2 separate regions of the Homo sapiens genome follow, and region 1 is linked to region 2. A link is an interaction called in ENCODE POLR2A ChIA-PET data of the cell type or tissue named here. Cell type or tissue: MCF 10A. All regions are shown on one strand. Each heading gives the region's core, and the rest is flanking DNA. Links, peaks and the distances in the headings are about the cores only. Region 1 overlaps MID1 (midline 1). Region 2 holds the start of MID1 (midline 1).

Region 1 (2,915 bases), core at 136-2,635, 100 kb before region 2:
TCACAAGGGGAGCACTTGTAAGTAAAAGCACAGACTTTACAAACACAAAGTATTTTAAGCCTTCCACCAAAGCACCAGTATTTGCATAGTAGACATGCTTTTACACTGATAGGATCTTTCTGAAAGCAATCTTTGCTAATTTCTGCTATGCTGAGGAATGTATCACTGACAAACATCATTGTGTTGCATAAATAAGCTGACACCTCAATACTTAGGGTACTGAAAAATAATAGTTGTGAAATCTATAAGAACTGGCTCAAGTCCTGACTCTTCCACAAAGCTTCAGAAAAATTGTATTCGCATTTTTTTCTCTTTTAATCCCCCCTTCTCAAACCATACTCCATCTAATCTAAGATACCAGCAACTGTCTCATCTATATTTTGTGTGCCAGTAGGAACAAACAAATGTTGCCCATTAAACTGTCTCACCATTCATTTAAGTTGCAGCTCAATTTCAGCAATATTAGTCTTCAAAAAAATGCTAATCTTAGAATCCATAAATGCAATATTCTACTAGCTGAGCACCTGATTGGCTACTCTACTGTTCTTTAAATATGTTGTTATATGTGTGTACACTGTTCTCTAACATATTGTAATCTTTATTATTATTTGCTACATTGTGCATCTACTGACAGTTATAGGCACATAGGAGGCTATAAACTTATAATTACTGCGTAGACGATCAAAGGGACTTGAAGGAATTCTTATTGCAAAAATGGAGTTACTGTCAAAATTTTTAAATGCCTGCTCAAAATAATTTGCTTCTCCAACTTTAGATATTTTAGGGGAGCTGAACTTGCAGGCATTCAAATAGTGTTCAAAATTTGCCATTTGGAGAGTCATCATGCAAATTCATCTAAAACAAATTCCCTGAGCTCCTACTGTGTGAAAATCATTGCATCAGAGTCTGTGAGATACAAAGACGAATTAGATTTGATTCCCATCCTCTAAGACCTCACATTCTGGTTGGAAAAATGGAACTGGTACATGAAAGAATGATAAAGCCATGAGAAGATTATTACTATTCTTGCATTGCTATAAAGAAATACCTGATACTGGGTAATTTACAAAGAAAAGGGGTTTAATTGGTTCACGGGTGCTGCAGGGCTACACAGGAAGCATGGCACCAGGCATGTGCTCGGCTTCTGATGAGGCCTCAGGAAGCTTTTACACATGGTAGAAGGCAAAGCCAGAACTGGCACGTCACATGGCGAAATTAGGAGCAAGAGAAAGAGTGTGTATGGGAGGGGGGCGGGCGGTGGGGGAGGAGTGTCATACACTTTTAAACAACCAGATCTTGTGAGAACTCACTCATTATCATGGAATCAGCACCAAGCCATGAGGGATCTGCCCCCATGACCCAAACACCTCCCACCAAGCCCCACCTCCAGCATTGGGGATTACAATTCGACATGAGATTGGGGCGGGGACATCTCTCCTTTCTCTGAATCACATACACGGTATCATAAAATGTTACGTGATTCAGAGAAAGGAGCGATGACTCTGGTCCAGGGAACCAGAGAAACGTTCACAACTGAAGTGCCCCTTGACTTAGGACTTGGAGGATACACAAGAAGCATTCTGACAAATAGACATGGGTTAGAGGAATGGGCCTACCAGTCAGAGGGAACTGCTTGGTTAAGGGCCAGAAGGCTTAAAAGTGTAATGAATGATAATTGTTTAGTTTCAGTTCATGGGGTGGGGTGGTAAAAAAGACAGTTTGGGAGAAGATGGAAGAGGAATTTGAAAATCACATAAAGGAAGTGGCATCTATTTTTTCCTTATTCAGTGTAGTCATTGCAGGTTCTGCTGTTGTTGCAATTGTGGTTTATTTCATGGAAACATATCTGACAACTAAGATGCATTAATATACACCTGCAGTGCATTAAACTGTGTCCGCAAAAAGGTATGTTCAAGTCCTAACCCTTGGTACCTGTAAATGGGACCTTATTTGAAAACAGAATCTTTGTTTTTTCTTTTTTGAGACAAGGTCTCACTCTGTCGCCTAGGCTGGAGTGCAGTGGTGCAATCTCAGCTCACTGCAGCCTCGATTTCCCAGGCTTGGGTGATCCTCCCACCTCAGCCTCCCAAGTAACTGGGACCACAGGTGTGTGCTCCCACGCCTGGCTAATTTTTTGTATTTTTTAATAGAGATGGGTTTTTGCCATGTTGCCCAGGCTGGTCTCCTGAGCTCAAGCGATCCTCCTGCCTTAGCCTCCCAAAGTGCTGGGATTACAGGGTGTGAGCCACCATGCCTGGCCTGAAAATAGAGTCTTCGCAGATGTAATCAAGTTAAAGTGAGGTAAGGCTGGAGTAGGGTGGGCTCTTTATAACAATAAGGAAATTTGGACACATATTCAGAGACACACCAGGAGAATGTGATAACGGAGGAAGGGTTTAGAGCGCTGTAGCTGAAAGCCAAGGAACTCCAAGAATTGCCTGCAACTACCAGAAAATGGGAAGAGGCAAGGAAGGATCCTCCCCTAGAACCTTTGTAGGGAGCATGGCCCTGCCAAAATCTTGATTTCAGACTTCTAGTCTCCAAAACTGAGAGAATAAATTAGTCTTGTTTCATACTTTCCCAGTTTGTGGTAATTTGTTATGGTAGCCATAGTACACTAATACAATACCTTTTTTTTGAGACGGAGTCTCCCTCTGTTGCCCAGACTGGAGTGCAGTGGTGCGATCTCAGCTCACTGCAAGCTCCGCCTCCCGGGTTCATGCCATTCTCCTGCCTCCGCCTCTGGAGTAGCTGGGACTACAGGTGCATGCCACCACGCCCAGCTAATTTTTTGTATTTTTAGTAGAGACGGGGTTTCACTGTGTTAGCCAGGATGGTCTCGATCTCCTGACCTCGTGATCTGCCTGCCTCGGCCTCCCAAAGTGCTGGGGTTACAGGCGTGAGCCACCACGCCC
Region 2 (2,915 bases), core at 285-2,784:
TGCAGGGTGGCGAGCACCCAACCCACTTAGAAGAAAAAGTGAAGAGCTTTTCCGGTTGCGATACAGATGCTAACTTTCCCATCCAGATTTATTCAGAGCTGGTAAAAGCAATAGCATTCCTCTTGAAATCCCTGCCCTTCCAAGCCTATTGGCATGTTTTTCCAGCCTTGTTTTCTCCTTATATGAGTATTGTTCTTGATATTTAAATATTGACATAAAATTCTTCCATAACTTTGATTGAGTTGTAAATCACACCCTCTCCTTGGCTTCCTACATCCACTTTTTCTTTCCTTTTCTTGCTTAACAGCAAAGCTATAAACCTCTTCCTGGACTGATAAGGAATTTTATCATCATGCCCCAGAGCCACAGAAGAAGCTGTTGGTTTAGAATTCTTTTCAAAGACTCATTTAAGTAATCCCCCAGCCCTTTCTCCGCTCACTACTTTCAGGGCTGCCTTCTCACGTCCAGAAGCAATACAGTTTCCAAACTGCTAGAACAGAAAAACAAATTTGCATTTTTCTGGAAGGACTGTCTGTGCTCATTTCAAGCTGGTTCCGCCTTCTCCGCCAGAAACACAGTAAGTGCTCAGAATGCGAAACCAAAATGAGATAAGAGGCCCCGTGAAATTCTTTTTCAGGACATTCAGCTGTCTTTATTCTAGCCCAAAGCATAGGGTAGAGGCACTAAAAGCTCGAGATACATCCTGCACGATACATTCCAGCGGCCGCAAACTGGAATTGATTTACATATATTCTACAAACTGCTTGTAAGCCCTTTACAACGACTGCCTGACATCAACCACAATTAGAGGCAAAAGTGGGGGCGGGTGGCGAGGACCAGACCGGGGTGGCTCAGGTAAAATGTGCTTCTTTGGTTGTCTTAGGAAAATGCAGCCCCGTCTTTCCGCCAAACGCATCGACTACGGCCAGGCGCCTGCTAACCCAGCAAGCTCTCCGCAGTAACACGTCGCAGGGGTCCCGGGCGGCGCCCGCCCCCTCCGCCGCCAGCGCAACCGCCTGAGCTTACCTGCCTCATGTTTAGAATCCCATGACCCATCCGGCAGGGAGCGAGCTGCATCGGAGCCCGCGTCGCAGTCTTCAGAGCGGAAACACCGAACCCGACAGGAGCCCGCAAGACAAAAGCAACCCGGCGAAATCTACGGGCAGCAAAGAGCACGTTTTCGTCCTCTTTTTCTTTGATCTGTTGCTACACGCACTCTGCTCGAGACAATGTCAAGTTTCTCAACCTTTTCTCCCCCAGCCTATGAAAAGTCGGTCGCAGGGAAGCGAGGACCGCCTGGCTCTTATTTCAAATCAGTTCTCAGAGACGTTGTAGGTGGCTGGCTTGGGCCGCGGAGGAGCTTCGCCAATCAGAAGCAAGGGGGTGGGTCCTGGGAGCCAGAAAGGCTGCCTCCGCGAGGATTAGGGGCGCTTTCGGGATTCAAATGACTGGAAGCAGCTGGAAACAATGTCCAAAGCTCCAAAAGTAAAGGATGAGTTCTATTCTTATCTAACAGCTCTAGTTCTGCTAAAAGCTTAACTAGCTAAGGGCCTTAAATCCTTGCATTTTAAGAGCTCCCTAACAGCATTAAAACATTTGGAAGGTGCAAAATTATTTCAGCCAGAAAAGTTCAACACTCAGGACCCAAGGGTATTTTTAAAAGGATATCTTGCACTGAAGCCCTACTTTTGCAAAAGACTGGAAAGGAAACCAAATTGTTATGAGTAACACCTTAACTAAAACGAACAATCCAGAAAGGAGGGTGTTACCTACCTCATCTGCATATAGATTAACTGTATATTCAATTTAAGAAAAATAAATCTTAATGGGAACGTGCACACAATTTTTTTGAAATGCAGCAAATGAACAAGAATCTTTACCTACTGAAGGCCCGAGGCATAATTTCAAATAACACTATTGTCATAGAACAATACACACTGACATTTTGTTCAGAAAAAAAAAAATTTAGTGCATCCACCTTTCTCTATGGTTTGGCTTCCCTACAGGGTTGATCTGTTGAACTTATTAACAGGGACAAGCTGGACATCACCTTGGCAGGATTGCAGGAGAGCTGGAGAAGTAGTTGGCTTCTTAGAAACAAACTCAGACCAAAAAAAATTTCCAAAGTTTGCTTTCTTAACTCCATATAAGCAATAACTTTTTTCAACTCTTAGCCAACATGATTTTAATGTAAATCTACCTTCTGGATTTCAAGAAAGTGCAAGTTGAGCAAAGAGTACTTTGTGTAGAACTAATGGCATATTTTCCCCCAAGAAATGACCGCAATTTTGTGACGATAATTCAATAAAGATTTTAAATGTGTTGGTATCAGAGGAAAAAAAATTACTTAGCAAATAATGCATTGGTGGCTTCAGGAGTGTCAGCTGCATGGGTTCAATACATGTGAGCTCTGCCCAGTTCTGTGAAAATTTGGTGGTCCGATAACTGGGCCTGGAAGCCCATAACGCTAGCCCCCTGCCTGAGTAGCCTAAGGAGCCACCTAGTGACACAAACTGACTTCAGTCCACTTCTTGTACTTTTCCTTGAGAGCCCTTCATATGATGGAGTTCAGGATTTCTCAATCTCAGCACTATTGACATTTTGGGCAGGATAATTCTTTGTCGTGAGGGCTGTCCTGTGCACTGTAAGATGTGTAGCAGCATCCCTGGATTCTGCACACTAGATGCCAGTAGCACCCCCACAATCGTGATGACCAATAATGTCTCCAGACATTACCAAATGTCTCCTGGGTGATGAAATCACGCTTTGAAAGGGTGGTTCTTAAACTTGAGGGTGCAAGGAAACCTCTGGGGAGATTGTTAAAAATGCAAATCTCCAGGCCCCTGCACCAAAATAATCTGATTCAGTAGGTTTGCTGAGGAGCCTGAGAATCAGCATTTTATCCCACTGACAAA

Evidence for each region. ChIA-PET counts read pairs that join two places held together with the same protein. Peaks named below come from ENCODE experiments on the same cell type or tissue, not always from the same donor. Only the 100,000 strongest peaks of a DNase experiment are listed, where the experiment ranks them.
Region 1: POLR2A ChIA-PET joins it to region 2 with 5 read pairs; 2 of 35 experiments call an interaction of 5 or more read pairs at or near these places.

What each region holds. Positions count from the first base shown.
Region 1 is chrX:10,519,877-10,522,791 of GRCh38, forward strand. The region is part of intron 3 of MID1 (midline 1); the gene reads right to left. Among named protein-coding and RNA genes, the nearest start is that of MID1, 99 kb to the right of the region's middle. In MCF 10A, for the core only: no CTCF peak of the experiment used is centred there; no DNase peak of the experiment used is centred there.
Region 2 is chrX:10,619,264-10,622,178 of GRCh38, forward strand. It overlaps MID1 (midline 1), which reads right to left and starts at 1,322. Exons shown (of 10, transcript NM_000381.4): 1 at 1,027-1,322. LOC124905245 (a long non-coding RNA gene) reads left to right here and starts at 438. Exons shown (of 2, transcript XR_007068391.1): 1 at 438-577; 2 at 884-2,915. In MCF 10A, for the core only: no CTCF peak of the experiment used is centred there; a DNase peak (open chromatin) is centred at 1,308.